4 separate regions of the Homo sapiens genome follow, and regions 2, 3 and 4 are each linked to region 1. Evidence: read pairs that join two places in POLR2A ChIA-PET (ENCODE). Cell type or tissue: PC-9. All regions are shown on one strand. Region 1 overlaps ATXN7L1 (ataxin 7 like 1). Region 2 has its middle 52 kb from the start of SRPK2. Region 3 overlaps ATXN7L1 (ataxin 7 like 1). Region 4 overlaps ATXN7L1 (ataxin 7 like 1).

What was found. Peaks named below come from ENCODE experiments on the same cell type or tissue, not always from the same donor. Only the 100,000 strongest peaks of a DNase experiment are listed, where the experiment ranks them.
Region 2: POLR2A ChIA-PET joins it to region 1 with 6 read pairs; 1 of 35 experiments calls an interaction of 5 or more read pairs at or near these places.
Region 3: POLR2A ChIA-PET joins it to region 1 with 7 read pairs; 9 of 35 experiments call an interaction of 5 or more read pairs at or near these places.
Region 4: POLR2A ChIA-PET joins it to region 1 with 7 read pairs; 8 of 35 experiments call an interaction of 5 or more read pairs at or near these places.

What each region holds. Positions count from the first base shown.
Region 1 is chr7:105,846,500-105,854,499 of GRCh38, forward strand. The region is part of intron 2 of ATXN7L1 (ataxin 7 like 1); the gene reads right to left. Among named protein-coding and RNA genes, the nearest start is that of ATXN7L1, 26 kb to the right of the region's middle. RefSeq lists an enhancer at 7,400-8,000. In PC-9, no CTCF peak of the experiment used is centred here; a DNase peak (open chromatin) is centred at 3,132; H3K27ac peaks cover 1,462 bases.
Region 2 is chr7:105,436,588-105,444,587 of GRCh38, forward strand. No RefSeq gene overlaps it. Among named protein-coding and RNA genes, the nearest start is that of SRPK2, 52 kb to the left of the region's middle. In PC-9, no CTCF peak of the experiment used is centred here; DNase peaks (open chromatin) are centred at 2,664 and 3,044; H3K4me3 peaks cover 531 bases; H3K27ac peaks cover 1,907 bases.
Region 3 is chr7:105,749,885-105,757,884 of GRCh38, forward strand. The region is part of intron 3 of ATXN7L1 (ataxin 7 like 1); the gene reads right to left. Among named protein-coding and RNA genes, the nearest start is that of ATXN7L1, 120 kb to the right of the region's middle. In PC-9, no CTCF peak of the experiment used is centred here; no DNase peak of the experiment used is centred here.
Region 4 is chr7:105,790,613-105,798,612 of GRCh38, forward strand. The region is part of intron 2 of ATXN7L1 (ataxin 7 like 1); the gene reads right to left. Among named protein-coding and RNA genes, the nearest start is that of ATXN7L1, 82 kb to the right of the region's middle. RefSeq lists enhancers at 1,194-1,752, 1,753-2,309, 3,859-5,058, 6,128-6,628. In PC-9, no CTCF peak of the experiment used is centred here; DNase peaks (open chromatin) are centred at 579 and 4,269; H3K27ac peaks cover 660 bases.

The sequences.
Region 1 (8,000 bases):
CCTCATACATTGTTGGTGGGAATTTAAAATGGTGCGGCTGCTTTAGAAAACAGTTTCACAGTTCTTCAAAAAATTAAGCATGGAGTTACCATATGATTCAGCAATTTCACTCCTAGGTATATACCCAAGAGAAAACATATGTCCACAAAAACTTATACACATGCTCACAGCAGCACAATTCAAAATAGCCAGAAGGTAAAAATAATCCAAATGTCCATCAACTGGTAAATGAATAGACAGAATGTAGCATATCCTACAGTGGAATACTGTTCAGCTACAAAAAGGAATGAGGTATTGATACCTGCTACCACATGAATGAACCCTGAAACATTATGCTAAGTGAAAGAAGCCACACATAAAAGGCCACATATTATATAATTCCATTTATACGAAATGTTCAGAACTGGGCAATCCATAGAGACAGAAAGTTGATTCGTAGTTGCCAGGGACTGAGGGGAGGAGGGAATGGTCAGCAACTGCTAATGGGTACAAGGTTTCTTTCGGGACTAACAGATATGTTCTGGAATGAGATAGTGGTGTTGGTTGTACCACTTGTGAATATATTAATACCAAAAACAACTTTAAAGGAGTGAATTTTGTGGCATATGAATTATATCTTAATGGCAATTATTAAAACACATACATAAAGTGTGTCACAGGGTGAGCCAAGCGTCACAGAGAAGAGACTACATGGGAGGCGTGTTCCCTGAAAAGGCACCTCTGAAGACCAGTTACCATGTGCACTCCAACTCACTTCTTGGCTTGATGGGTGAGAACATTGGGAGTTGGCCACTAGATTAAGGACTGGATGGATCTAGTTTTAACTTTTGATCCTGAAATTTGAGAGAGAAATCATATCCTGGTATCTTTTGGGCTTCTTTATCAGTAGCAAAACAGTCAGACAGGACCTCTAGCAACAAGGAGAAAGCATGCAGGCTGGAAGCCTAGAGAACAGGTCCAGCTGAGAAATAATGTACAGCAGCAAGGGCAGGTAAAATCAGGGCAGGGTTGACTCTTCTAGAGCCAACCAACAGGTCCAGATGTGGATGGTGCTAAGGAAGACCTAAACTGTAAAACTATTGTTTACCCCAAGAACAAGAGCTCAGGACAGTAGAAAGTACATGGGTGGTAGAGATGAACAGATCCAGGTTCAAATCCTGGCTCTGCCACTTATTAGCTGTGTGATCTTAAAAGAGCTTCTTAATTTTTCTCTGCCCCAGTTTACTCGGCTCTTTGCAGGGTGATAAGACTGAAAGGCTAATATATATGAAAAGTGCCTGGCATATAATAGTTGTTCAGTAAATGGTAGTTTTTATTATTAGTACTGTCTTGTCAGCATAACTATTCATACGAAATGGCCCCTGCCAGCATTCAGTAACACCTGCCATGTGGTTTGAGAATTATCTGGAAATTTCTATTTTCCTAGCTACTTTGGTCCTATAGGCAAGATTGGATAGAAAATGTTTGAGCATTAAGATTTCCTAAAACTCATGTGATCCAAATATGACAGACATGGGTAAGTTAGCCTTAATCTATAGAGGGCTCTTAGAAAACAATGGGAAAAAAGATTAATAGGCCAATGGAAAATTAAGCAAAAACCATGAAAAAGCAACTCATATAAGAACATACACAAAGCTAACGAAATGTTCAACCTTATTAGTAATCATAAGAATGAAAACTAAAATAAGATAACATTTGAACTTATTAAATCATCAAATATCTGACAATCTTTGGTGAGATATTGGCCAGAGTTGGGAAAACAGCCACTCTCATACACTCCTGATGGGAGTATTAATTGGAACAATATTTCTAGAGGGCAATTTAGCAATGAGTATCAAAAGCCTCAAAAACAGCACACTCTTAGACTCAGCATTCCACTTCTAAGAATTTATGCTTTAGAAATAATCATGAATGTGTGCAAAAATTTAGCTACAAGGATATTCATTTGATTGCAATATTATTTTTAATAATGAGAACCTGAAAACAACCAATATATCCAATGACAGGGAATTAGTTAAATAAATTATGAAATACATTTACAATGGAATACTTAATAACTAGGAAAGGTACTCACCATAATCAACATAATACAAAATTATCCCATTTTTGTAAGTTACAGGAAACAAACAAAAGGTCAGCACTGGTTAATTCCAGATGACAGGGGTATAGGCTAGCTTTTTTCTTCTTTTGTTGATGTGCATCTTCTACAGTGATCACATATCACTTTTGCATGAAGAAAAAGCATCATTAAATAAATCTACTCATGGAGGTCCAGGCCCTCCATGATTGCAGCTCCGTGCACCCAGCCTAGAGCATGCTGCTCCTCGGCCCAGTGACTATTCTTCTAGCCTCCAGTTCCCTCAGCCTGCCAGCCCAGAGTGTGTTCTCAGGGCTGGGTCACTGCTTTCTGCTCCTCTCTGGGCCCTCTCCCTGCACTGCATGGCTCTAGACTCAGGTCTGCCACTAGCTATCACCCCAGTGGATCACTTGGTCTCCTCACCTCCATTCCTCCACCTGCAAGTCCCATGACCTAAGGCTTATCCTCCACTCCTAACCCCACGACACAGCAGTCTGAAAATAAAACTGCTCCACTGAATTTGACCATTATTGCACCATTATCACCACCCTATTATTAGTCCATCAGAGGGGACAGGCCATCACCACTGGCCTGAGAGGAGATGGACAATCTCAACAGGGCTTGGAGGTGTGATTTCACTTCCCTGCCAAGGAGGTGGCAGAAGGCTGGTCACCACACCAGGGCGTCACTCCTTGACAACACCACAACTGCCCAGAGTCCGTCCCTACGTAGTGATATGCAGGTGGGGAGGGCTCTGGCAAGAAGTTAGTGTAACCAGATCCCTTCTGACAGACCTGAGATGCGCAGGAATTCTTAAGGGCAAGAGGGTCAAGCCTGGTTTTCTCCCTGAATCTCCACCCAAACACCAAAACACCAGGGCTGGGCCCCCGCTAGAAGATGTGCTGCTCATGGGTCATGCAGGCTGTACTGAAAGACAACAAGTCACAGGAAGCTGCCTCTCTTACAGGGTGGTGCCGTCCTGTGGTTTCCCACCCTCTTGGAGGTGTAGCCATTGTTTGCTTGGTTTCATGACACCTCTTCTCCTCCTGAAAGTGCTGTATGTTGATTTTCCTTCTAAGTGAAGTGAACACAAATGATTCACCAGGGGCCCTGAGGTCACTGGGGCTCCCTGAGGATGTTCAGGCCCCTGAATGACAATGGGTGCTCTGAAGTCTGGGCCACTTCCTTCCCTCCTGCTTCCCATCTGAACTTAGAGGCAGATTAAGCCCCAGCTGCTCTCAGCTCTTTAAACAGAGTTGCCCTGATGGGCTGGCAAGTTCACACATACCTGCACCTTCTGAGGCTACCACAAGAGCTTTCTGTGACTCTTCAAATTTCATGCTTTATCTTAAAAATTAATGCAAATTTTCCTTGATACTCTATTTTTGCCCTACTGTATTTTATTAATTCTAAGCTGCACTCACCCCCACTTCCATTGTAACATCTTTAAAATCAGGATGTCTTAGAATCCACAGTGGCTGTAGTTTAATTGGCAGTGCTTTTTCTCAGTGTTACATAAAATAACAATGTATTTTCTGATAAATGGCATCTTAGAGTTGATGAAATATAATGATAAAAAAATACTTTCCTGTAGAATTAGAGTTGAACTGACATTCTGAAAGATGTGCCACCACGTTTGCACACTCCTGGCTCCCTGCCTAGGGCCCTGGTTTAAGGACCATTTCCAGATGTCATTTCCTCATGCCTGTCATGCCCCATGGCATCGGGAATACAGCCTTCACCAGCACACTGTTCCCACAGGAGAGGACCATGAGGAAGCTCATCCTGAAGGACACCCCCTAGTCCTCTGTTCCAGGGGCTACTCAATGGCAACCAAAGGAAATGTTCACTGCGCATTTCCCATGGGCCATGCATTGAGCTAAATGCTGTGTGTTCACTTCCTTCAACTTTGCCAACAACCCTATGAGCTACCTGTGATATCCCATTAAGCAGATGGGAAAAATAAGGCTGTGAGAGGTTATAGGACTTTCCTCTGTGCTGAACCCAGATCTCTCTGACTTAAGAGGCCTAGCACTGATCCCTGTGCCTCCTGAAGAACGAGCACAGAGCGAGCATGGGCTTCTGCTGCAAGACACTGTGGTGTCTCCTTCTGCACAGAAGGGGTACCCATGCTCCATATGGCCTGCCTGTTTGGAAAGTGATCCTCACTTGCCTGCAAGAGAGTCCCTCTCAGGAGCTCCCGGTTTCCCATCTCCCCAGACTCTGCAAATGCCCTCAGTGGGGGCCCTGGTGTGTAGGCTGAGCTGGAGGACAAGATACAGACAGATCTCAGAGATAATGAAAGTCAATATCAAAAGGGGCAGAAAGCCATCTCTGCCCCCAGGATATGTCACTTCAGTTCTTATTCCTTCCTGCTGCCCCGCTTCCTTATAACTTACCTCTTCACCTAGACACTTCCAAACTCAACTTCCCACAACACCTCCCTCCCCTTGCTCTCAAATTCTGGCTCGTTTTTTATGTGTATCCCACAATGATTTACAACCCTGAAACTAACCCAGGGAAACCACTGGATTTCTCAGACCTGCCCTCTCCTCCAGGCAATAATACCAGCTACCATTTTTCTGACCATCTATAGGATGGCAGCTGGTGACTTATCCCTAATCTTCCTAGGTCTGGTCCTGTTGTCCAAATGAGCAAGCAGAGGAACAGAGAGGCAAGGTAGCTAGCCTAAAGTCACACAGCAAGCAAGCAGCAGGGCCAAGAAGTTAGCTAAGGTCTGACTGCAAAGCTACGCCTTTCCCCCTGCACCATCGAGTTCCTCGACGATCAACTATACGCAGAGATGGGACTGAAAGGTGGCTTCTCCAGCTAGCATACATATTACCAGTCTTTCTCTGTATCTCTGTCAGTCTATCTCCCAGTAAAAATCCAAACACCAATCATGTCAATAGGGCTAGATTTGCAAGTGGCTGTCCCCAGCCCTTTACCCCAAACAGGGAGGACTCTTCCTCAGGAGATTTGCATGTATCACAAACCCTAACACCAAAATGCAACTTTTAAAGCAGCAAGCTTATTCCTCACGTGTTTCCATCCCCCTCCCATGTGGCTCACCCCCTTGTTATTTCTGGGCACAGGTGTGTCTCCCCCACAAGCTGTAAATTTCTTTAAACATTTTGTTGTTGTTGTTGTTGTTGAAAGGGCGAAGAAGTCCACAGGAAAGGAAAAGGAAAAACCACAGAACCATCCCCAGGAGAAATGTGCACACACAAAACACGCCCTCACACCTCTGCAATTCTTCATGCAACAGGAGAGCTTCACAGGGCACAAGTGAAGAATCACGATTCTGTTTCCCTCTTGCACCCTCTATTCTGTGTCTGTACACAGTAAGTGCTGAATAATTTTATGAAGGATCAATGCCACTACTTCTCTCTCCTCCTCCTTCCACCACCATCTTTGGTCAGAAAGAATGTAGCTGTTTACTTTATCACACTTTCTATGAGGCGCTTCCCTGGCTCTCAGATTTCTAAGTTCTCTGTACCATCCTCCCTCTGTGAAGTTCCATCACCTTCCTGTTCTATGTCGTCCATACCCTGTTCCCAGAGGCTTGCCCCTGCCTCTCTCTAGTCCCCCATGAATTTTGCCAGTTCTTTATTGACAGGCAGCCCTATACTACTGGCAGGGACCTTACAGTCCTCCCCTCATCTCACAGATGGAGATCACCAGGACTTGCTCTGTAATTGCACAAGGTTGCCCTGTTTTCTGACAGAGGGAGACCCAATCCCAGGAATCTTGACCCAGTTAGTTCAGCCTTCCTAACCCTCCCTATACAACCTCTGCCCAGCAATCTGCTGCCTCCTCCCTGGAAAGCAAAAGCACTAGTGGCCTTGTGTGATCCTGGCCTCTCAGATTTTCAGCTCTGGCAGGACTCTTCCAGACCATGAAGCAAGGACCTTTGTGCAAGCTAGAAAAAGGCACCCTCTCTGGTCAGATGCAGCACAGGGGGCGCACAGTTTGGCAAGCAGAGTGCCAGCTTGATCTGACCCCTCGGCCAGCAATCCTGCACAGGGCCCTTCCGCACACACATTCCTGTCAGCTCTGATGGAGAGGTGCACCTCGGCTGGCTTATCTCGGAAGGACTGAAGCATCATCCCAGTCACATCAGTTCTCTCCAGGTCTCTGTTTGACCCGCTCACAGATAGAAACAGGTATACATTTGACCCACTCACAGATGGAAACAGGTATACCCGCATTCACAGCAGCATTATTCACAATGCCCAAATGATTGGATAAATAAAATGTCAAATATACATACGATGAGATATTATTTAACCTTTGAAAGGAAGGAAATTCTGGTACATGCTACAACATCGATTAACCTTGGAAACATTACGCTCAGTGAAAGAAACGAGTCGCAAAAGGACACACACTGCATGAATCCCCTTATATGAGGGGAATAGATGATTAGAATAGGTGACTTCATAGGAACAGAAAGTAGAATAGAGAACGTAGAACAGGTACCAAGGCTGAGGGGAGGCAGGAATGGGGAATTATTGTTTAATGGGTTTAGAGTTTCTGTTTGGGATGATAGAAAAGTTCTGGAAATGCATAGTGGCAATGGTTGCACAACACTGTGAATGTCCTTAGTAACGCTGAATTATACACTCTAAACTGGTTAAAGTATTAAAATTTTAAGTTACATATATTTTTAAAAGTTTAAAAATTAAATGTAGGCTACATGCAGTGACTCACGCCTGTAATCCCAGCACTCTGGGAGGCCGAGGCGTGTAGATCACCTGACTGAGGTCAGGAGCTTGAGACCAGCCTGGCCAACATGGTGAAACCCCATCTCTACTAAAAATACAACCATTAGGCTGGGCGTGGTGGCAGGTGCCTATAATCCCAGCTACTTCGGAGGCTGAGGCAGGAGAATCACTTGAACCCGGGAGGCGGAGGTTGCAGTGAGCAGAGATCGCACCATTACACTCCAGCCTGGGTGACAGAGCAAGACTCGGTCTCAAAAAACAAACAAACAAAAAACAACAAACAAACAAAAAAAACAAAAAAAGCCCCACAAAAATGAGCTGGGCGTGGTGGTGGGCGCCTGTAATCCCAGTTACTCGGGAGGCTGAGGCAGGAGAATTCCTTGAACCTGGGAGGCGGAGGTTGCAGCGAGCAGAGATTGCACCACTGCACTCCAGCCTGGGCAACAGAGCGAGACTCTGTCTCAAAAAACAAAACAAAACAAAACAAAACAAAAACAAATTAAATGTGCTCTATATTGTGGCTTTAACAAAAAGGGCGGGCGGTAGGGAACAACAGCACCTGGCTGTACCTCTCTCTGAAAAGATGAGGATTCATAATACTTCCCACAAGCGCTTGATGCACCAGGAGCAGCACCTCATTTCCCGGGGCCCGACACCTCCACAGGGGCCTAACATCTGTGGACACGCGGCGGTCTAAGCACCGACTGGCTGAAAGGTGCCACATCGATTTAAACATCCCCTTCATCCTGGCCGTTCCCTCCACCCCCAGAGCCCATCTCTGCAGGCAGGCAGTTTTCCCTATAAGGCCGCGGCAGCCAGGCCCATTCTTGGTAGGCGTAAACTGCCATCCTGCTATAAATCCTTTCCCACAAAGCACTGGAGACTGGTCCTCTCACTGTGCCAAGAAGTCTTTTTCTGACCATCTGTAATCCATTCAAAGGCAACCGGCAGGAAATGGCGGCAAGGAAAACCCCTGCAAAATGCAACTGGTGGGACCACCTCTCCTCCCGCTAGTGGCCAGAAACAGGAAGTGGGCCTTTCTTGGGACACACAACATCTGTGGGAGTTCTGGAGGCTGCTGAGCGTCTGTCAGGGGCTGAACGGCTCGAGACAGATGCTCACAAAATTTGGTAAGAAAAGCATGCTGTATTGGGTTTGAAAATTAGCTCTGAAAAAAAAAAAAAAAAAAGCATTTGAAA
Region 2 (8,000 bases), 410 kb before region 1:
GAATAGTTGGCCAATCAAAGGAGAACCTTCCTAATACCAATATCTAACATATTTTTTATTTCCATCATTAATCATATTTTACTGTACTTTAATTACTCTTTTCTTTTTTTTTTTTGAGACAGAATTTCACTCTGTCACCCAGGCTGGAGCGCAGTGCGTGATCTCGGCCCACTGCAACCTCTGCCTCCTGGGTTGAAGTGATTCTCCTGCCTCATCCTCCCGAGTAGCTGGGATTACAGGTGCGTGCCACCACGCCTGGCTAGTTTTTGTATTTTTAGTAGAGATGGCATTGGCCAGGCTGGTCTCAAACTCCTGACCTCAGGTGATCTGCCCATCTCAGCCTCCCAAAGTGCTGGGATTACAGGTGTGAGCGACCGAACCCAGCCTTTTCTTTTTTTTTTTCCCTGAGACAAGGTTGATAGGGTTTGGCTGTGTCCCCACCCAAATCTAATTTTAAATTGTAGTTCCTATAATCCTCACGTGTCGTGGGAGGGAACCGGTAGGAGGTAATTGAATAATGGTTGTGGTTACCCCCATGCTGCAGTTCTCATGACAGCGAGTGAGTTTTCACAAGAGCTGATTTTTTTTTTTTTTTTTGAGACAGATCTAGCTCTGTTGCCCAGGCTGGAGTGCAGTGGCGTGATCTCAGCTCACTGCAACCTCTGCCTCCTGGGTTCAAGCAATTCTCCTGCCTCAGCCTCCCAAGTAGCTGGGATTACAGGCATACGCCACCATGTCCGGCTAATTTTTTTTGTATTTTTAGTAGAGATGAGGTTTCACCATGTTGGTCAGTCTGGTCTCAAACTCCTGACCTCACATGATCCACTCACCTCGGCCTCCCAAAGTGGCGGGACCATAGGTGTGAGCCACCATGCCCGGCTGATCTGATGGTTTTATAAGGGGCTTTTCCCTCTTTTGCTTGGCACTTCTCCTTCCTGCCATCATGTGAAGAAAGACGTGTTTGCTTCCCCTTCTGCCATGACTGTAAGTTTCCTGGGCCTCCCCAGCCATGTGGAACTGTGAGTCAATTAAACTTCTTTCCTCTATCAATTACCCAGTCTTGGGCAGTTCTTTATAGCAGCGTAAGAACAGACTAACACAAGGGTCTGGCTCTGTTACTCAGGCTGGAGGATTGCAGTGGCATGATCTCGGCCCACTGCAGCCTTGACCTCCTGGGCTCAAGGATCCTCCCACCTCAGCCTCCAAAGTAACTGGGACTACAGACATGTGCCACTGTGCCTATGTTGTCCAGGTTGGTCTCAAACTCCTGGGCTCAAGCGATACTCCCGCCTCAGCCTCCCAAAATGTTGGGATTACAGATGTGAACCACTGTGCCCGGCCCTATACTTCAATTTCTAGTTGCTACTCCCATGTCATCTTCCTTTCTGGGATTTGTTTAGATTTTTTTTTTTTTTTCGGAAAATCCCCTCAAAAAATTTCTCATGAAGGATTAGGCTTTTTTGAATATCTTTATGTCTGAAAATATCTTTATTTTATCTTCACATTTGATGGATGCCTTAGTTAAGTATAGCATTTTAGGTCTAACGCTTTTCTCCTCCATCTTTGAAGATGTTTTTCCAATTCCTTCCAGCACTTGGTGATGAGAAATCTGAAAGCAGTCTGAATTTGGATACTTTGCAAGTGACATGGTTTTTCAACTCCCACTACTGAAGACTTTTGGATTTCTGAAATCTCACTAGAATATGTAGATGTTTTTAATTAGCCCTGTTTGATACTTGGTGGGTTATTTTTGCCTGAGTTAGGGGAAATTTTCTTTTGTTATTTATTTTCCCACTCTCTTGTCTCTGTTCTCTCCTTCTTTACCTTAAGATATCTTCCATCTGCTGTCTTTATGATTTATGTTCTGAGAGACTTCCTCTACTGTGTCCTCCCAATTACTTGGTTCACAGCTAATCCCCTTGATCATTTTCCCAATCCTTTACAGTATTTTGGCAATCACTCATTCAGTTATCTGATTAATGTCCTTTCACTGAAGACTTTTTGCACTATGCCATGTATCTTAACACTAATACATGGCATAGCGCATTTGCATTCTGCCATAGTATACCGTATACACTGATTAGGACAATTTGAAATTCTCTTGCTTTCAGAGGTATTGCTATTTCTGATGGGGGTCTGTTATTCAGTTAGTTCATCTTGGTCCTTTATTATTGTTTTTGTTTTGTTTTGTGGTTGTTTTTTTTTTTGAGACAGGTCTCACTTCTGTTGCTCAGGCTGAAGTGCAGTGGTGTGAACACAGCTCACAGCAGCCTGGACTTCCGAGGCTCAGATGATTCTCCCACCTCAGCCACCCGAGTAGCTGGGACCACAGACATGCGCCACCATACTTGCCTAATTTTTTTTTTTTTTTTTTTTGTATTTTTAGTAGAGACAAGGTTTCACCCTGTTGGCCAGGCTGGTCTTGAACTCCTGGGCTCAAGAGCTCCACCTGCCTCAGCCTCCCAAAGTGAGCCACCAGGCCTACCCGGTCCTTTTCCTCCATGCTTCTGTGGCCTTTCCTCCTGTTTAGCGAGCTCTGACATTCACTCATAGGTAGGAACAAAGCCCTCCATTGGTTAGTCTGGGCTGAGGTGGGCGTGTGTGTTTCTGTATCAGTGATCTGTTTTCCGGCAGGCCTCTCCCTGAGGGGAGAGCTGGTAGCTTCCATGTAAGTGGCAGGGCATACTTCACTAAATAAAAGATGTGTGGGTGAGCAGTCTGGGGAACCCCACGATTGCTAAATTCAGGAGGGTTGTATTTCCAATGGAACAGGTTTCGTGTGTTTCTTTCCTAGGCAGAGCTGCCTGTCCTGCTCCCCACCCACGTCTTCTATGGAGTTCTAAAGGCAGCGCAAGCTCTGCTCTCCTTCACCTGGGGATGAAGCACTTCACTGGGTGCCCTCCTTGGGCTGCCTGTCCACTTGCTTTAGAAAACTGTTCATGCGCTTTATCCTGAGGGCAAAACACTCAAAACAGTGCCTAGTGCTTTGCAATGTGCTCAACAAATATTCATTGAATGAATCATGGTGGAAGAGGAGAATAGGAGGGAGCTGATAGTCCCTGTAATTCCAAGCATGCTTCCTTAATGAATTACCCTAAAGATGGCTTCCTGGCACAGCCCTGCTCTTTTTGTTGACCGTGGGTTTGCCAGTTGCCAGGATTTCCTTTATTACATACCATGTGTTGGGCTAAGTGCAACTTCCTCTTCTTTTTCTCCATGGATAGGATTCCACCTGCTGGCTCTTTCCTATAATTCCATAATTCATTGAGACCTTGGGAAGGAAAGAAGATGGAGGCGTGTGTTTAGTCTGCCAACTTTTTCTTTTTGAGATGGAGTCTCGCTCTGTCTCCAGGCTGGAGTGCAGTGGCGTGATCTCAGCTCACTGCAACCTCTGCCTCCTGGGTTCAAGCAATTCTCCTGCCTCAGCCTCCAATATAGCTGGGGTTACAGGAACACACCACTGCGCCCAGCTAATTTTTGCATTTTTAGTAGAGACAGGGTTTCGCCATGCTGGCCAGGCTGGTCTTGAAGTCCTGACCTCTGGTGATCTACCTGCCTTGGCCTCCCAAAGTGCTGAGATTGCAGGTGTGAGCCACCGCGCGTGGCCTAGTCTGCCATCTTGAATCAGAAATATGTCTGAAAGTGTAGCTACCAAAAAAATGAATTTTTTTTTTTTGAGACGGAGTTTCGCTCTTGTTGCCCAGGCTAGAGTGCAATGGTGCGATCTCGGTTCACTGCAACCTCCGCCTCCCGGGTTCCAGTGATTCTCCTGCCTCAGCCTCCCAAGTAGCTGGGTTTACAGGCATGCACCACCACGCCTGGCTAATTTTGCATTTTTAGCAGAGACAGGGTTTCTCCATGTTGGTCAGGCTGGTCTCGAACTCCTGACCTCAGGTGATCCGCCAGCCTTGGTCTCCCAAAGTGCTGGGATTACAGGCATGAGCCACCGCGCCCGGCCCCCAGAAAATGTATTTTAAAACATCTGTTGGCTAGGTGCAGTGGCTCACACCTGTAATCCCAGCACTTTAGGAGCCTGAGGCGGCAGATCACCAGAGATCAGGAGTTCGAGACCAGTCTGGCCAACATGTTGAAACCCTGTCACTGCTAAAAATACAAAAATTAGCTGGGCATGGCTAATTTTTAGCATGGTGGTGGGGGCCTGTACTCCCAGCTACTCGAGAGGCTGAGGCATGAGAATCACTTAAATACGGGAGGCGGAGGTTGCAGTGAGCCAAGATCATGCCACTGCACTCCAACCTGGGAGACTGAGAGAGACTCTGTCTCAAAAACAAAAACAAAAACAAAAACATCTCTTGAACCTTCAAAAGATTTTTTTTATTATATGTTAATATTTTATAGAGGAATTAGAAAAATAATGACATAAGTTAATTGAATACTTGCTCAGGCAATTAATGGGAAATGAGTTAAAGATTTATTTGCCTGTGTTTTAAATAGAATCACAAATTTTCTCTTTTTTTCAAGGACAGGGTCTCACTCTGTTGCCAAGGCTGGAATGCAGTGGCACAATCATAGCTTACTGCAGCCTTACACTCCTGGGCTCAAGTGATCCTCCAGACTCAGCCTCCTGAGTAGGTGAGACTACAGGCATGTGCCACCATGCCTGGCTGACTGGCTTATTTATGTTTTTTTGTATTTATTTGTTTATTTATTAGAGACAGGGTCTTGCCATGTTGCCCAGGCAGGTCTTGAACTCCTGGCCTTACGTGATCCTCCCACCTCGGCCTCTCAAAGTGCTAAGATCACAGGTGTACACCACCATGCCTGTCCTAGAATCACAGATTTTTTTTTTTCTTTTGAGACAGAGTCTCGCTCTGTCACCCAGGCTGGAGTGCAGTGGTGGCAACCATGGCTCACTGCAGCCTCCGCCTCCCAGGTTCCAGTGATTCTCCTGCCTCAGCCTCCCAAGTAGCTGGGATTACAGGCGTGTGCCACCGTGCCCAGCTAATTTTTGTATTTTTAGTGAAGACGGAGTTTCACCATGTTGGCCAGGCTGGTCTCAAACTCCTGACTTCAAGTGATCCTCCTGCCTCGGCCTTCCAAAGTGCTGGGATTACAGGCATGAGCCACCACGCCCGGCCATACAAAATTTTATTTATAGATTCAAAGAGACATCAATATTTATTGAAGAAAATTAGTAATTACGAATAGATGAAATTTCAAGATTACTGAGGAAAAATAGTTTTGTCACTTGAATGTAAACTTCATTTGAAATAAATCTAGATTTTATTTAATTAATTAATTTTTTTTGGAGACGGAGTCTCTCTCTGTCACCCAGGCTGGAGTGCAGTGGTGCAATCTCGGCTCACTGCAACCTTCACCTCTCAGGGTTCAAGCAATTCTCCTGCCTCAGCCTCCCGACTAGCTGGGACTACAGGCGCCCACCACCACACTCAGCTAATTTTTTTGTATTTTGGTAGAGACAGGGCTTTCACCGTGTTGCCCAGGCTGGTCACGATCTCCTGAACTCAGGCAATCTGGCCGTCTCAGCCTCCCAAAGCCAAAGTGCTGGAGTTATAGGTGTGAGCCACCATGCCCAGCCTTTATTTTATTTTATTTTATTTTTATTTTTATTTTTATTTTTTTCGAGACGGAGTCTCGCTTTGTCACCCAGGCTGGAGTGCAGTGGTGTGATCTCGGCTCACTGCAACTTCCACCAATTCTTCTGCCTCAGCCTCCTGAGTAGCTGGGATAACAGGTGCGCACCATACCGTGCTAATTTTCTTACTTTTTTTTTTTTTTTAAATCTTTTTTTGGAGGAAGTCTTGCTCTGTAGCGCAGGCTGGAGTGCAGTGGCGCAATCTCGGCTCACCGCAACCTCCATTTCCTGGGTTCAAGTGAGTCTCCTGCCTCAGCCTCATGAGTAGCTGGGATTACAGGCACGCACCACTGCACCTGGCTAATTTTTTTTTGAATTTCTAGTACAGACGGGGTTTCACAATGTTGGCCAGGTTGGTCTCAAACTTCTGGCCCCAGTGATCCACCTGCCTTGGCCTCCCAAAGTGCTGGGATTATGGGCATGAGCCACTGCACCCACCCTAAATTTAGCTTTTAAAGGAAAAGACAGTATAGAGAATATTAAATGGAAAAAGAAGTTACAGCATAGCATTATACACACATCACACCCATGTAAAAAATGTATACGTGGATTTATACACACACACATACAGATATGTATATATGTGCACACATAGCTCTATAGATATATATACACATATCTATATATGTGTATGTATATATATTAATATATATAGATACAGAAACACATAAACATAGAGAAAAAATTAGAAATCACATCAAACTCTTGACAAGGTATTTTAGGTTTAGGATTACTATAATGGTGACCGAAAAGCATTAGCATTATGACATTTATTCCAATTAGAAGAGACTAATTATATATAATTACATATATATTTGAAAAAAATACATTCCAGTTTCATTTCTGACATGCAAAGAGCTTAGAATTTGTCACTCACGTCCTTTCAGTAAGAAAGCTGAAAAACTGAAAATCAATGACTTTAATAATTTTTCTTGGACCCATGAGAGAGTTGAGGTTGCAGGGCAAAGCATCACCTCAAAATCCAGAGAGACAGGAGAATAAGGAGAATCACAGATGAGGTCAGTTTACCTGGAGCAGTCATACACTGGCAGGAATACTTACATGGTAACTGATGAATGGCTAAAGGCTGGGTGTGGACCAGCATAAGAGTGAGAAACTCCTGCGGTGGCTCACGCCTGTAATCCCAGCACTTTCGGAGGCTGAGGTGGCAGATCACTTGAGGTCAGGAGTTCGAGACCAGCCTGGCCAACATGGTGAAACCCCATCTCTACTAAAAAAATTTTTAAAAATTAGCCAGGCGTGGTGGTGGGCGCCTGTAATCCCAGCTACTCTGGAGGCTGAGGCAGGAGAATCGCTTGAAACTAGGAGGCAGAGGTTGCACTGAGTCGAGATCATGCCACTGTACTCCAGCCTGGGCAACAGAGTGAGACTCCATCTCAAAAAAAAAAAAAAAAAAAAAGAGTGAGAAACTCCTGGGGGTTGGAGTCTTAGTGGGTTTTACTTCTAGGAACCCAACCAGATTCTTACTATAAAGAATCAGGAAGGAACACTTGTTTCTGGTAGTGTAAGAGGAAAATTAACCATTCGAAAATATGTCACAGTATTCTCTATAACAAAGGCCTAGTCAGCAGGGCAAAAACGTTATCAGAGCCTTATCTGACCTGGGGAAGTTACCCAAATTCAGCCCCACTAGCCTTTCTGTCTCACCTAAGGATGAAAAAAGTCACAGTCCAGAGATACAAGCCTGAGCTTTATTTATTTTTTTAATTATTATGATTATTATTATCATTATTATTTTTGAGACAGAGTCTCACTCTGTTGCCAGGCTGGAGTGCAGTGGCGTGATCTTGGCTCACTGCAACCTCTGCCTCCCGGGTTCAAGCGATTCTCCTGCCTCAGCCCCGCTAGTAGCTGGGACTATAGGCGCCTGCCACCATGTCCGGCTAATTTTTGTATTTTTAGTAGAGACGGGGTTTCACCATGTTGGCCAGGATGGTCTCGATCTCTTGACCTCGTGATCTGCCCGCTTCAGCCTCCCAAAGTGCTGGAATTACAGGCGTGAGCCACCGCACCCGGCCATGCCTGAGCTTTAATAATAGAATTATAGAATGATTTGTATTTCCCTTGTGTACCTTACCACCACATCAACATGGCTCCAGTATAATAACGATGAATGACAGCTGAAGGAGCTGTGATTGCCGTATAATAACAATGGATTACAGCTGAAGGAGTTGCAAGGTAACGATTCCATTTAAGGAGTTTTTAGAGAAACACAAAGACAACATGGGAGACAAAAACTAGGACACTAGAATAAATTAACAGCTATAGCAACACCTATAGCAACACCTATAGCAACACCTATAGCAACACCTATAGCAACACCTATAGCAACACCTATAGCCTCCAACACCTATAGCAACAA
Region 3 (8,000 bases), 97 kb before region 1:
CCGTTGAGGATCACTGTTGGCTGTATTCTGGGCACTTACTGCCTAAAAATGGACTAGTCTGTGAAGGTTCTTCCTGCACTATGCACCTGCACGATACACCTAAAATCTTAATTTGCCTTTAACAGCTGTACCCCACAGGAACCTATGAGGTCTTCAAAATGGGAGAACTTGGGATTGACTTTTTTCTTCCCACTCATTTAAGTGCACTTTGAACCATGTGTAGACTGCAGGCACTTTAGAAAGAAGCTGAGACTGAAAAGTCTGTCTTGACTTCCAAGGAAGGGTAAGTCCCTGTTTGCAGCCCCGGGGCCTGCTCATTGTTAAGTTTGTGTTTCAAACAACATACTTTGTGAGCAGTTAAATATGATGGATAATATAATTTTAGATTTATAATTGCTCTTTTTTTTTTTTGAGACAGGATCTCACTCTATTGCCCGGGCTGAGTGCAGTGATGAGATCTCAGCTCACTGCAGCCTTGACCTCCCGGCTCAAGTGATCCTCCTGCCTCAGTTTCTTGAGTAGCTAGGACTACAGGCACGTGTCACCACACCTGGCTAATTTTTGATTGTTTTGTAGAGACAAGGTCTGCTATGTTGCCTAGGCTGGTTTTGAACTCCCTCCTTGGCCTCTCAAAGTGTTGGGATTACAGGTGTGAGCCACCAATCCCAGCACTTTGGGAGGCAGAGGCGGGTGCATCGCCTGAGGTCAGGCGTTCGAGACCAGCCTGACCAACATGGTGAAACCCCGTCTCTACTAAAAAATACAAAAATTAGCTGGCCATGGTGGCAGGCGCCTGTAATCCCAGCTACTTGGGAGGCTGAGGCAGGAGAATCACTTGAACCCGGGACGTGGAGGTTGCAGTGAGCCAAGATTGCGCCATTGGACCCCAGCCTGGGCGACAGAGTAAGACTCTGTCTCGAAAAAAACAACAACAAAAAAAGTTACTTTTATCAATCACTCCTTTGGCAAGCGGCTTTTCCTTTTCCTCAGTTTGCATTCAAAGCCTTCCACGATCTGGTTCCAATGTGATTTTCAAACTGGCTTCTCTCATAGCTCCTGCAACCCACTTTCGTTGCTTCAAGTTGACTGGCTGCCTCACTGTTGTTTTTTCCTTCAATGCTGTAATAATGGCATAGGATTATATCATTAGAATGATGAATGTATCTTGACTTAACTACTCCCCAATTGCTGAACATTTTTCTATTTCCCTTCTCTGTGTTTTACTTTGCCAGGAAGGGTGTCTAAGGAATCATGCAGTCTAGTGGCTTTCAGCTTTGGCCAGTCACTGGAGTATGGGATTACTCCATACTCCATGGGAAGGGATGGATGGGAAGGTGGGAGGGAGGTGGGAGTGTTATAAAACTCTCAATGGAGTTATGCATATAGGAAAAGGCACAAATCACACATGTGCTGCTGGATGCCTATTCACAAACAAAATCCCCACGTAACCAGCATCTGGATCAGAAATGACATTCCCAGCACCCCAGAAAGGCTGGGGTGTAGTGGCTCATGCCTGACGGGTGAATCACTTGTGTTCTGGAGTTCGAGACCAGCCTGGGCAACATGGGGAAACCCCCGTCTCTACTAAAAATACAAAAAAAATTAGCTGGGCATGGTGGTGCATGCCTGTAGTTCCAGCTCCTTGGGAGACTGAGGTGGGAGGATTGAATAAGCCCAGGAAGTCGAAGCTGCAGTAAGCTGTGATCTTGCCATTGCACACCAGCCTGGGCAACAGAGTGAGATCCTGTCTCAAAGAAAAAAAAAAAGTCTCACCTTCAGATTGGTCATTTGATAGCTGGATTTCTGGATCTGAGGTAAACCCAGGAATTTGCATTTTTCAGATTCTCCTCAGGGGCCTCCCATTTACCACTAGACTTGAAGACTACTCATCTACCAAGGATTTTCAAAGGGTGCCCCTCAGGTGTCCCCCTGGGGATGTGGGGGTAGAGACAGGGAGCCGTCAGCTCTGCCTTTCCATGGATCAAAATCACTGGAATCTCTTTCTTATACTGGGCCTCCTTCGGTAGATAGCAATCCTTCAAACAACCATAATCTTGAAAACCACCCATATCAGCTCTCAAGGGAAGAAGCAGAACACAAGGATTAATACAGTACAGACATATCTATCAGCATTTACATGAATTTATTTCAGGTATTGACCTTTTGCAATAGTAAGAGCTGGTTAAGCAGCTTCTACAAGGTGGTTGTTTTTGCATCTGATGTGAGTATGTGAGGTTCACAGGACAGGCAGTCGGGAAGAACAATTGCGAATTCACAGGCCTTAACTGGAACCTCATGAAGATGGACTGAAACTCATGTCACTTCTTGTTGCCTTTGACCTCGATGGTACAAATGTCCTGCAGAAGCTGCAGCTCTTCAGCATGGAGCTAAATGCACACACCTGGCCCAGGAGTCAGAGAAGCTGAAGGAGGATCCAGAAGGTGGAACAGTTGCAGGCCCGGCTGGCAAATGAGTGACAACGTATGTGTTGCAAAGTGCTGCTGCCTTTCCATCCTTGGAATCTCCCAAGAATTTCTCTTAGGCTCCATCCCAATTAGAAACTCACAGGACAGGGAATTCTAGGAAATGTAGTTCACCCTAGTCTAGGATGTGTGACAGCCACCACACCACCCTCTGACTATCATTCCCATGCTTGGCTACCACTGGAACTATGCAGAGTGTTAGCTTCCCAGGTGGCTCAAACATGTAGTTGAGGCTGAGAAGCACTGGCTGTCAACTGTCACGTGGATGTGAACTTTGAGACTGCCCCAACCCAGGTCCCAAGAAGATAAATTCTACACTTTTTTCATCGCAAGAAGAGCATAAAAAGGTCTGGTTATTTTTCCTAAGGTCCTAAAATGTGGCTTTTCTCATTATCCTGCCTTCCTCCTGTCTGTCTTGTCTCAGCTAACCCAGCTACAACCTTCCTGTAGTCCTCAACACAGTGGCCGCACCCTGAACAAAGCCCTCCCTTGTTTACCCTCCCGGTACAAAGTGGATTAAGAGCACAGCTGGAAGACCCCAAGATCATCCAAATGCCACCAAGCTCATAGTGAATTGAAGACCATAGTGAATTGAAGACTCAGAAGTTTTCACTATTAGGCTTCTAAATAAAGCATCTTTTCCTCTGTGACACAGACTAATTAAATGATTGTAACACAGCCAAGTGGTCAGTGAACACTTAACCACTGTGATGTGAGCCACAGAGCTGGTGAGAGCCAGTGCTGCAGACTCACAGGTGGCTGAGCTGCTGCTGCTGAGTCTTTCTCAAGGACGGCTGAAGGAGAAGCCACTGGAGGAGATAGGGGCGGTTGTAGAAGTGGGAAAAGAGTTGGGGGCTGGAAAGAGCTCTGGTGCAAGTTGCAGCTCTGCAACTAAGTGGCCACTGGGGTTTGCACAAGTCACTTAAATTTTCTAAACCTCAACATCAGCCCTACCTCCTGCACAGGATAATTGAGACATCAAATGAGAGAATACACGTGATACAGTCTGGGAGGAAGAAAGTCCAAAAGCACGGACATTCTGTGTTAGTAGTTTTAACTCTGTTATAGATGACACTGGTATAAGGTGAAGATTATCTAGTTTATAGATGGATTTTTATTTAGATATTTTGCTTTCTTTTTCCTATCTATGATGTGGTTGTTTCTAAAGAGGTCTGCTGGAGTGTGAGATTGACACAAGTGACTAAAATGGGATCTTTGGGATTAACTTTGGGTTTTTATTATTTATGCTCTCCCTCTCCTCTCCATTACAGCAGACAGCTGAAGACAGGCTGAACCACCCATTCTACACTCTGGAAATAAGTTTACATAGAAAGAACCCTTCTAAGAAAAAGCAACAGCTAACTCATCTTTCAGAGCATCCTTGAGGAGTAAAACTGGGAAAGGATCAGGCAGTGCTGCTCTATGTTTATTGGTATGTTCACTATTTATGGGAGTTTTCTCTTTCAGAATCATATTTTCAGCTTCTTGAGGGCAGGTCTGAATCCTGATGAGGCTTTCTGTCTGCATTAGTGCCTGGGACAGTGCAGTAGAAAGGATGTGGGTTGTAAGGATCCAAAGTTCTGAGATCTAGTTACAGCTCTGCCCCCCCAAAAGCCATTTTAATCCTTCTCGGTCTCAGTTTCCTCTCTGTAAGGTGGGAATTACCCACTGCATGGGAGTATTGTATAGCACAAATTAGACAATCTGTGGGAAAATACTTCTATGACCCAAAACGTGCTGTGCAAGAGGGATAGACTGCGGTAAGAGCTCTGACGTCTCAAGAACTCTATACTGGTTGATTTTCCTGTTGAGGATAGGCAGGCACAGAGCACAGGTGGTCGACCCTGGGCTTCAGACGGGAAAACACTCAGGAGTGGAGGAGAGGGGAAGGACATCCCTGGCAGCCCCTGGAGAGACCACAGACACTTTCTCACTGCCCATCTTGGAAGATCTCTGCACTATCTCTTTTGCTTCAAGCTGTTTGTTAGTCTGGTCCCTTGTTTATTTGTTCTTTTCTTTTCTTTTCTTTCTTTCTTTTTTTTTTTTAAGAGACAGAGTCTCACTCTGCTGCCCAGGCTGAAGTAAAGTGGTGCGATCATAGCTCACCGTGGTCTACATCGTGCAGCATTAGTAGTACAGTGGTGAGCGTAGCTGCCTTCCATAGCTCATCGCAGTCTCAAATTCCTGGGCTCAAGGGACCCTCCCACCTCAGCCTGCTGAGTAGCTGGACTATAGGCATAAGCCACTGCACCCAGCATATTTTAAATTTTTTTGTAGAGACAGGATCTCACTATGTTGGCCAGGCTGGTCTTGAATTCCTGGCTTCAAGCAATCCTCTCCCCGTGGCCTCCCAAAGTTCTGGGATTACTGGCATGAGCCACCATACTCAGTCTATTGGTTCATTTTTTAAATCAGATGTTCACTGAGCACCTACTATGTGCCAAGCACTGTGCCAAGAATTGAGAATTGAATGGTAAGCAAAACCAGGTAAGGTCCCTGCCCTCATGGGGTGGAATCTGGCCTGTTTCTTCCCAAACATGACTTGAGTTTGGACTCAAGCCTATGCACTAAGTCCTGTGGGTACCATCCAGCCCTGGGGACAGACATAAATGTTGTGTTTTAGTGGGATTCCAGATATAAGCTGAAAAATATCAACAAGTTTAGGCCAGGTCCAACAAGGAAAAAAGAAAAGGCAAAACTCCCAGCAACCTCTTTTTTGGGTCTTCCTTCCTGTGCCCTCATCGCCGGTTTCCAGAGTCATACTCTTTATGGTTTTACCCTCTTTTGGAACTCTCACCTAACTCATTCATATTAAGGTGTTTCCTTCTCTAGAAGCACTGAATTTAACAGGGAAAAAAACCTTAAAGAAATGATACCCCAGCTGGAGGGATGTTAGAGGACATCCTAAATCACACCACTAGGGTAGTCATTTCAGAATGGCACTTTCAGGGGCAACAGGTATAGAGGAAATGGGTGCTGGCAGCAGGGATGGGTTCCCTTAAGCAAATCTCTGTGCTCTTTAAACATTACTCAAGGTAAGGAGGGGAAAGGCAGGGAGCAATATGGCTGCCATCAGGGTCCTTGTTTTTGTTTAGAGGAGGTGAGTTTGCAAGGGCTTATTCCATTACTATAAGTGATAACTACATTATTCACTGTATAAATGAACGTGGAAAAAAATAAAGACCAGGGGAGTCTTCTGTAGCCAGAGCCTAGAAAAGCCCCATCCACTGGTCCTCTTTTTAAATTTTTCTCTAATTTCTGACCAAGCTGTCAGACAATCCTACTGGTGAATTTCCAGCTGGAATTTCAATTTCCCTCTTAGTGAGAAAAGTGAGACACATTTTATTATTAGATCCTAATCCCTAAAGTGAAATTCCCGAAAGACTGTTGGTTACGTGAACCCTGAGTAGACTCATTAAAAGAAAAGCTTTGTATTGTAAAATAAAGCATGGGCACTGAACACCACACGAAAGAGATGCTCTGCGTTGGGAGGGATGGGAAGGGCAACATCCAGGTAACCGTCATGCAGGTGGAGACACAGAACTTTGCCAAGCACCCCACTCCATGTGTCTGGTCTGCTTGTAGCCACCCACCTCCCTCCAAAAGTAAGCAGACTCCTGGCTCCACAGTCTTTGTGTCCTTGTGTGTGTTTATGATGTCATCACCCACGCGTGTATCGTCAGAGGCTGCATTTCAGTCCTCCCATTTTTTGCATGCCTTTTAAACTTATTTTAAGTGACCAATTTCCCCCTCATTCTTTTCCTTACAATTTTTCTGTTGAAGACTCTTGCTGTCCAATCTGCAGTTTCTCACTGTCTGGATTTTGCCCTTGATGCATGCCAATATGTCCAAATGCACTCATTTTCATGCAAATAATCACCCATTTAAAAAAACTCTGTTTGCCAGCCATGTTCTTAAGGAGGGCACAACCCACCATAATCACTTTCTCATGAGCATGTGGGCAAAGGGAGTGCTCACAATAGAGGTAATGAGACAGAGAGAAAAATGTGAATGTGATTTATGAAAAAGAAATATATATATTTCCAATTGGAAGCGACCAGGGAATGCTTCTCTTTAATGCCTTTCAATATAGTTTGCTTTAGTAGGAAACACATTTGGAAAGGGATTTGGCATCATGTTGTACTCTAGGGTCCAGGGTTGCATGCATTAGTTTTTATCAAAGATGACTGCATAATAGGAACCTGGATGTAGCAAAAACCTAAGGAATCTAAACCACTAACCAAGCTCACCAAATGTAATAAATATAAATCACAGATGAAAGGAAGATTAAATCTGGCTATTCACTTATGCAAGAAATGAAAGCTTTAAGATTTTTTTTCGTTTTCTAATCTCAGCAGGCAGGCCCATGAACATAATTATTAGTATTTTCAAGGCTTGATCAAATATTGGCTAATAAAGAACTCATTCACTTAACGGTGATGACCTCCAGGTACCTGCAGTAAGTCCAGAACCCTAAATTATATGCTCCAGAGCTACGGCACCTACATGATGGACAAAATAAATGAATAGTGTTATACTAGTAGATGGGAGTTTTTTTTAACACTTAAAATTAAATATGCCTGAATTAAATACCTGTTTCGATTTGCAGAGGGGGAAAAAAGCTCCCAAAAGATGGATATGATAAAAGGCTCCCTTCACACCCAACAGACTACAAATACTACCTTCAAAACCATCACAGCATTAGTTGTACAGTCACGAAAGGGGCCAAAAAGACATAGAGGGGAATAAAAGAAATTAGGCGAGGGCCTAAATGAGCACATGCTCGCTCTCTATTCTTATTTCTTTCCTTGGTTTTCCTAGGGATTGTATTTTTGAAAAAAAAAATCAGGTTTGTGAGGCCTCCTCTCTGCTCACATTCACTAGAGAGAAGGTAAGGACAAAAAGGGATAGGGAGGGAAAAGATAATCACAAGAAGGATGGAGGCAAATTTCACAGGCAGACTGATATCTTCCTTGGGCTCAGGAGTTTTAAAACTCTGCTTGCAAGATTAGGTTCTTGCTTTTATAGTATAGATGGTAAGAGATTTCCAACTCTGATTTTACAATGCTCTGGGGTATATGCAATTATTATGATGTGTGCATTTAAAATTCTCAAAGCCAAATTAATTTGAATTCTTTTTCACCAAAAAGGCAGACATTCAAAAGCTTTTTTTTTTTTTTTTCAGTTACCATCCTAGTCTACCTTTCTGTATTTTTTTTTTTTTTTTTTTTGAGACAGGTCTCACTCTGTCACCCAGACTGGAGTGCAGTGGCACGGTCACAGCTCACTACAGCCTCCATCTCCGGGGCCCAAGGAGCGATCCTCCCACCTCAGCCCCCTAAGTAGCTTGGGCTACAGGCATGCAAAACCCCGCCTGGCTAATTTTGACATTTTTTTTTTTTTGTAGCAATAGGGTCTCATTATATTGCCCAGGCTGGTCTCAAACTCTTGGGATCAAACAATCCTCCTGCCTCAGCCTCCAAAAGTACTGGGATTACAGGTGTGAGCTACCATGCC
Region 4 (8,000 bases), 56 kb before region 1:
TCTATCTATCTATCTATCTATCTATCTATCTATCTATCTATCATCTATCTACTATCTATCTACTATCTATCTATCTATCTATCTATCTATCTATCTATCTATCTATCTGACAAAAAAAGGTCAGTTATAGGAAACCCATGGTCACATCTTGTGCACCATCGGGTGGAGACAGGGCTCTGGCAGGCACCTCCGCACTGCCTCCTTTTAGCTGACTGGCTTTGAGAGGGCAGCCATGAACACTGGCAGGGGTGATACAGGAATTAAACCTCCTCTGGTTGAGAACCCCCACAAGCCTTCATCTGCTAGGTTCAACCTGTGTCTTTAATGAAACCCCTCAAACACGATGGTTCCCCTGACCACGATCCTAGGCCAGAAGAGGGGAAGGTTCAAACCCAACAGACACCTAAGGGAGGCCCCCAGGCTCTGTGCTGCATTCCCAGAGCAGCCCTGCTGCTTCAAGGGAAATGGAACTGACAGGTTTATCATAGGCAAGGGGTGAGGCCCCCACTTGCCCTGAAGGAAGCCTATGATTGAAAGAGTGGACCAGGCCTGCCTGGAGGCAGGTGACTCACACTGTAGGGGCCTCCCCAGGTTTCAGGTGCCCGAGGTGGCTGCTTGCCTCATGGAGGGTGACCAGGACACAGGCCCAACTGTATTTTAAAGGGTGTGGCCAGTCATCCCCCTCATCTCTCCCTACTGCCACTTCTAAGACTGGCACACACTGTCTTCTGGGAGTTGCTGGAGGGGAGCGTTATTAGTCAGGGCCTGGTAGGCAGGCGGGAGGCCTGTGGGAAGAGAGGCTGAGACAAGAGCCCGAACCTGGGCCCAGCCAACACCCTGTGGGCAGGCAGGACCCTCAGTTCAGAGCCTTAGAGCCGCGGAGATGACCCTTCTTGGGCCTTAACTGTTGACACAGCTCTCGATTTGCTTTTAATTTACAGGTTATTTTTGTAACATATATTCATTTTTTAAAAATAAAACAAAAGGGATCCAAGTTCTCCGAAGATACATTTGAAAAAATACAGAAAACCTAGAAGAAATTAAAGAAAAATACCATTACCAGAAAACTTTATTAACACTTCGCATCTCATTTCGACTTAAAGTCACATTTTATATCCAGGAACAGGTAAAACCAGGAGCTGATGAGGGCTACAACTTATTTATTTATTCAATAAGCATTTATATGGCTGCCTGACATCCTTTCTGCAACAGGTCAAGCTATGAAGGAATATAAGGTGATATTAAAAATTAAAACAACAACAGCAACAAACCAAACCAAGCATTAACAAAAATTTCTTGAACATCTACTCTTGTGCCAGAAACTGCCGAGTGCTGGGAGGCTGAGACCAGACATTGGAGGGTGTGGGGAATTTGTCCCTGCACCTTTGTCTTACATGCTGGGTGACCTGTCGAGGCCTGTCAGGCTGCCACTGACGCCCCATTCTTCTGTATTCCTCCAGAGACCTGCAGAGCCCATCCCGTCTCCCCCACCCCCACAGTCACACACATCTGTTATGTCAGTGAGCGGAAGGTAAAGGTTCGGCTCCTTAGAGACTGTGGCCACCTGGAGGTGTGTTCCCCTCCAGGCCTTTCCCGTTGAGACTTTTCCTAGTTTCCCTAGAGGGAAGTGTCAACCTTGTACGTGTCTGATCTGAGCATGTCTCCTGTGGAAAGTGAGAGGACCTGGGAATCTGCTTGATTATTCCTCAGTGAGTCAACCTTAGGATCTCCTCTACAGGCTGCCCAGGTCCTGAGGGCCCTGCCGATGGCGAGCAAAGACAGGCAGCTGGCTCCCAGGAAGACCACCACTTCACACGGCTGGGTGTTCACAGGCACTGTGCTGTTCCATTAGAGCAATGCGGGCTGGGGGACAAAGCAGGGAGGGAGGGCAGGGAGAGAGGAGAACTAATGACAGGCATAATGCTAGGCACTCTGCTAATTAATTCTCTTTCCTTCCCTCTCTCTCTAATTTACCCCCAAGCAAAACGTTCGGTGCACAGTTAAAAACAGTGGTGAGCTGAAGTGGGCTGATACCAGCTTGTGAGAGCCAATCATACATGTCGTTTTCCAATTTCATGTTTAGTGTCGTCATGGCAGTAGCTTGAAATCAGCCATGGTGGAAGTATTTACACCAAGGAAATGGGCAAACACTACAAATCAGGCTTTTTGTTTTTCTTTTGTTAAATATTTACTGGTACACCACTGAATAAAAACGGGCAAAAAAGTGAAGAGTGAAACCACCTGTAATGCCACCACCTAGTGATAACCACTGTTGACATATTAATATATATCTCTCCAGATTTGTGATGTGATAACGTTATCTTAGTTAATCTTCATAATGAACCTGCAAAATTGTCAACATCTCCACTTTCCAGGCAAGGCAACTATAGTAAAGTAATTTGCTTGCAATCTCACAGCAGTGATTTGTAAAAAGTAGCATGAGATTCCCGGATACTCTGACTCTAAAGCCATTTCTCTTTTCTCAGCAAAATGCTTCTTACGTAGAACAACATCCCATTTCACAGATAAGAAAACCAGTTTGGAAGGGCTTCCTGGATGACTAACAGGCTGTCCTGAGGCTCTGAAGGGGCTGTTGGCCTGGGCACTGGCCTGGGGTCAGAAGGTGAGGTTGGGAGCAGAGGGCTCATTGCTGAGCCTTTCCTAGGGTGAGTGTCCTCATCTCTGAAAATGGCTAACAGTCTCTGCTTCATGGGGTTGCTGTGATGACTCCTACACACTGCTTGGCCTTGTACCTTTTTCCAGGAGGGACTCAGGAGAGAGTGTGGAGAAAGCTTTCATCATTACCTCTCTTATTTTTAAAAGTTCACTAGTTCCCTCCAACACAGAGTCCTTGCTCCTAAGGACTCTCCCCCATGACATTTCACAGCAGACTTAGGAAGGCTGATCCCTCTGACTGCAGAACTTCATGTGTGTGTATGTGCACATGTGTACACATGTGGACAGAGGAAGGCTGAGAGCCACTGGGAGGCATCTCTAGGCTGTGGCTGAATGCCAAGAAAACATGTGCCCAATGAAGACGGAACTTTGTCCAAACACAATGTACAACCATCTCCCAAAGAGACAAAGCCAGACCTGTCTGCTTTGCCCTGTTTTGTCACCACAAATGGATAAACTGTGGATTAGATAGAGTGCTAGCACCACCACAGCATTATCACAGAGTGATCTGGTCACCCCCTGGCCTGATCACAGGCAGGGAGGAGGCAACTCCATTAACTCCATCTTTCAGATGAGAAAACAGAGGTACATTGGCTTCTGGGTCAATATTTTTAGTTTTTGACCCCAACCCGCTATAGACATGTAGTCATCCATCCATCTATCCATCTTTCCATCCACCCACCCACCCCACCCATCCATCCACCTATCCATCCACCCATCCATCCATCCATCATCCATCATTGAAACATGTGGTGTACACGCTGATATTTTCTGTTGTTCTATTCATTTCTTCTTATTTTACTCTATTCTATTTCATTTAAAAAATGCTCATTCAGCTCCCTAAATTAAGTTCAGGACTGTTCAATGGGTTACAACTCAAAGTTTGAAAAACACGCTTCAAGGCACTGTAGTGAGAGGCTGAGCAGAATCTGAGAGTTAAGTTGGGATTTAAAGTGGTCTGAGCTGGTCCTCAGTGGTCATCCAAGAGCCTGAAGCCAGAAACTGAATCATTAATGCCATTATGCTGCAGCCAGCTAGTACCAGCTCACAAGAGCTGAAAATGTGCAATTCTTCCCAACTCTGCATTCAGTGATGCCATGTTGGTAGCTTGAATCAGCCAAGGTGGGAGTATTTACACGATGGAAATCGGCATCCACTACAAACCAGGACTTCTTCCCGCAGAGAGCTGGTTGTTAAAACATTTACACCAGCACTTCGCTGACTAGTGTCCCCTTCTAGCATCACTGCTTCCTGGCTCGATTTCTCCAGCTATAAAATGGAAAATTATATTCATCATGTACCATACTGGGACGCAGACAGGTTTTATGAACTGAACTGAAATGGAAATCATTATATTAATTTAAAATTATGGTTACCGCATCAATTATTGACCTAAGAACTTATGCCCAACAGAGCCAGGTAAACAAGTTGATCACCTCCTGTGTCAAATGAGGCTATAAATTGTCATGGGTGGGGTGGGGGATGGGGAATTAGGTTACTGGAGTTCTTTCCAATGTCTATTGACTTAATGCTTACTCATTAAAGATTATTCAGGAGATTACTCACAGATCAGGCTTGTAGCATTAAATCAGGTCTGCTTATAAATTTATCACACTCTTCTCAGTGCCTCTGTTTCGAGCAAGCAGCCCTCCACTTCCCTTACTGAACTTCTGGTACAATTCCCATTCATGGCAGAGTCCATCACATTCACGTTATCAGCTTGGTCTGGCACTCAGCCTGCTTCCCAATAGCACTGAGGTTCTCCCAGGCCTCTGTCCACTCTCACAGCCTTCCTCCCGCTGAAATCTGCTTCTCACACCCCCAGGTGGCAGAGGAGGGAGGGATGGAACAGAACTCAGTTGTGACGTAAGGAGACACAAAGTTTGGGACAACAGAATGGTTCCTACAAAAGTAAAGTACTAACTGACTTCCCAGTGTAGTTGGTAAAGTGCTTCTGAAGTCAACACTGAAAAAGAAACTGGCAGCATGGGAGCAGCGTTTTATTCCAGATAAACAGCCTTCTAGAGAGAACACTTTTGACAAGCAAAGTCATGTGTTTATAAACTTTAGTTTATATCCAATATTCACTTTTGAAAATGGTTACAGTTAAGGAAAAGGCAGGGTGACATCTCCAATTCTCTATTTACACAGGACTTGTTTCTAAGATGGGAAGACAGCTGGTTTTGTGGATTCAGGATCAAGCTAGATGCTGCGTGCCTTTGAATTTGCCCCTGGATACCTTCCAAGGCTCGAGACTTTGACATTATGAAGCAACAACTGGTGAGAGCTCAAATGATGAAAACCTTAAGAGAGACTAAATAAGGCTTGATTCCTCCCTTTTGCAAGCAGGAATTCCAGGTGAAGCACCAGATGTACAGAGAAGCTGCAAGAAGCAGACACTACTTTGAAGGCAGTCGGACAGCCTATTGGCAATCAGTGATATCTACGCTCACCATAGAGAATCCCACGGTCGGAAAAAAGAAGACAGCAAAACAGACAACCTTAAATTCTAGTTTCTTGGAAAAAATAACACAGCTCCTGAAAATGGCCTTAGATTTCAGGGTTGTGAAACTACCTCAGTCGCTATAGGAATTACAAAAATGTCAAGATGGCATACGCTATAATGCTATAGCTATTAACATAATTTTATATAATTTAAACATTATGCTTTTCATTTTAACTTACTCTAAAAGGTACTGTAATGAAAAAAATTGGGGCTGTATTTATGTTAATTTAAACATTCCAAGCTCTTTCCAGGAAGGTAGATGTGAGCTCTACCTAAAAAGTAAGTCTTAGCTGGGCGTGGTGGCTCACGCCTGTAATCCCAGCACTTTGGGAGGCCGAGGCGGGCAGATCATGAGGTCAAGAAATTGAGACCATCTTGGCTAACACAGTGAAATCCCATCCCTACTAAAAATACAACCATTAGGTGGGCGTGGTCGTGCGCACCTGTAGTCCCAGCTACTTGGGAGGCTGAGGCAGGAGAATAGCTTGAACCGTGAGGCGGAGCTTGCAGTGAACAGAGATCGCGCCACTGTAATCCAGCCTGGCAACACAGCAAGACTCTGTCTCAAAAATAAATAAATAAATTAATTAATTAAGTCTCTGCTCACTGGGAGGTAACTGGACCCACAGATCTCGGTAGGACCTACGGATGTGACAAACCTGTGACAATGGCCAGAGGACCAGGTGCTATTGATCTTCCTTGGAAAACTATCAAAAAGCTGTGCTGGTGGCTGACAGTGGTTTTGATCTGTGGGCTTCTGCTTACATGAACTCAGACAGGCCAAATTCCTGAGAAGAACAGCAACTGTAGTTCAAGGATATGTGATTCACTCCAAGCAGATTCAAATCTGGACATAGAATGGCTGGTCCTAAGAGTCTTCCTTTCCCCTAATAATCTTTATGCACTTATTATACTGTATTTATTAATTTTTCTTTTTGCTATCAGAGTTTTCAGTTGCATTTTAATCACTTAACGGTGCATGGAAAGCTTAAGGCAATATACAAAGATGTTTCTCCTTTGCTCTGACAGAATGATTTTATTTGTTCCCCAATTCTAAAATCTCCTTAAATTCATAGAACAAAACAAGTTGGTGTCTGAAAATGACCTCAGACTCGACATCTCCTACTTCCCCAGCAGAATGTTGAGCTCCCCTCTAGGAAAATGTGATCACTTTCTGTTTCTCAGATCTCTGGAAACCAAGGGCTCCATTGTGAGAGATTCAAAATCAGTGAAATCTGCAAAGGGAAAATGAAGGAAGAGAACTAGAAAAGCAAGCAGCAGCGGTGAGCTCTCCAGCATCACTCCAGCATCAAGGGGAGTGAGCGTGCGGGTGCGTGCAGGCGGCAGCAGCAAAGCTTTTCTTCTTTTGCAAACCAATGGCTAAAATGACTCCTGGCCTCTTCCTGCCACGGCTAGGCTGGAAGGCATCCCCTCCCTGGCTACAGCCCAGAGCCGGGCCTGGTAGCAGGTCAGTGCTGAGAAACACAAGGGGCAGGTGGAAGCTCCTCATTAGGCTGCATGAACAGGATGTCCGCCCCCGGACCCCAACCCCAACCACCCAACAAAACATGACCACACAAGACAGTCTCAGCCCCACTTCCTCAGGAGAAGGACCTTTAAAGACCAGCATTCAAGATGTATGGAGGCGAAGGGGCTGCACTGGGTCCCCAGGATGCTTCCTTAGGCCTCAGGTCTCGCCCAGAGTTGAGAACAAAAACTATTAGAGATGGGCCTTAAAAATGCAGTGCCTGCTTGCTGAGCCCTGGAGTTTGGAAGCCCAAGTTCAAATTTGGCATTTGGCTTATAATCTTCTCTAAGCTTGTGTTTCCACACATGGAATTAGATGACTTATTTGTGAAGAGGCTGGCACACAGAAGGGATATAAAAAATAGAACATGTTATTATCTGTGGCCTTCTTCTCATCTCTCCCACTCACCTGGCCTCTCCTCAGGGAAGCCTCCCTCTCCCCTCCTGGTGCGCCCTCACTCGGCAAAGCCCGGCAGCTTTCCTAAGGCTGTTGTGGAGTGGCTGGTTTATGTCTCTGACTCTCACCAGACGGCAATCTTCCGGAAGACAGGAATTGTGACTTATCGCCCTTCCTATCTCCATAGTCAAACAGTCTGGCATGTGGTAGCTGCTTAATCAATGGTAATATGTTAACTAGGCTGAGGTTCCCAAGAAGTTGATTTATTTTCCATACTCATTCATTTTCTCTTCTCTCGAAAGGGGAAGTAGTAAATGATAATAAATTGCCCTAATATCCATGCTGCTATCTAAGATTACGAGGTCAATAATTGTCTCTATTTATTCACTCTTTGAGCTCCTTGGAAGATAAGCACTAAGGGAATCTAAGGCATGATCCAGGTGAGCCGTCAGTGGAGAAGTGGTCTATTCCTGTGCCCACCATGCCAAGTGCATGAAAGCTGTTCCTTCCCCCCACCCCATGGCAAACACAGCTACTCTGCACTCAACAAGGCCCCCTTCAGAGCCAGTGTTTGGGATGGGCTTGGGTGTTTTTTGGATGCTCTCTCTGGTCCCATTTTCTACTTCCTGACTTTGGGCTGCCATTGACATCCAGACTGTGTGTGATCCTGGGCCTGGAAGATCTAGACTTCTCCCTCCCCTTCCTGTCTCAGCTCTGCACTGTCTGACACTGGGCCAGCATGCAGGGGGCTAACTGAGGGCACATGTTGGCAATCTGAGCCCAACCTGGCAGAGATCTCACTGATTGGCTAGACAGTGATGACCTTGGTAGCCAAGAGAATAACTGTGCAAAGGGCTCCCCTTGGCCTATGCCTGCCTTAGGCTCATGCATATC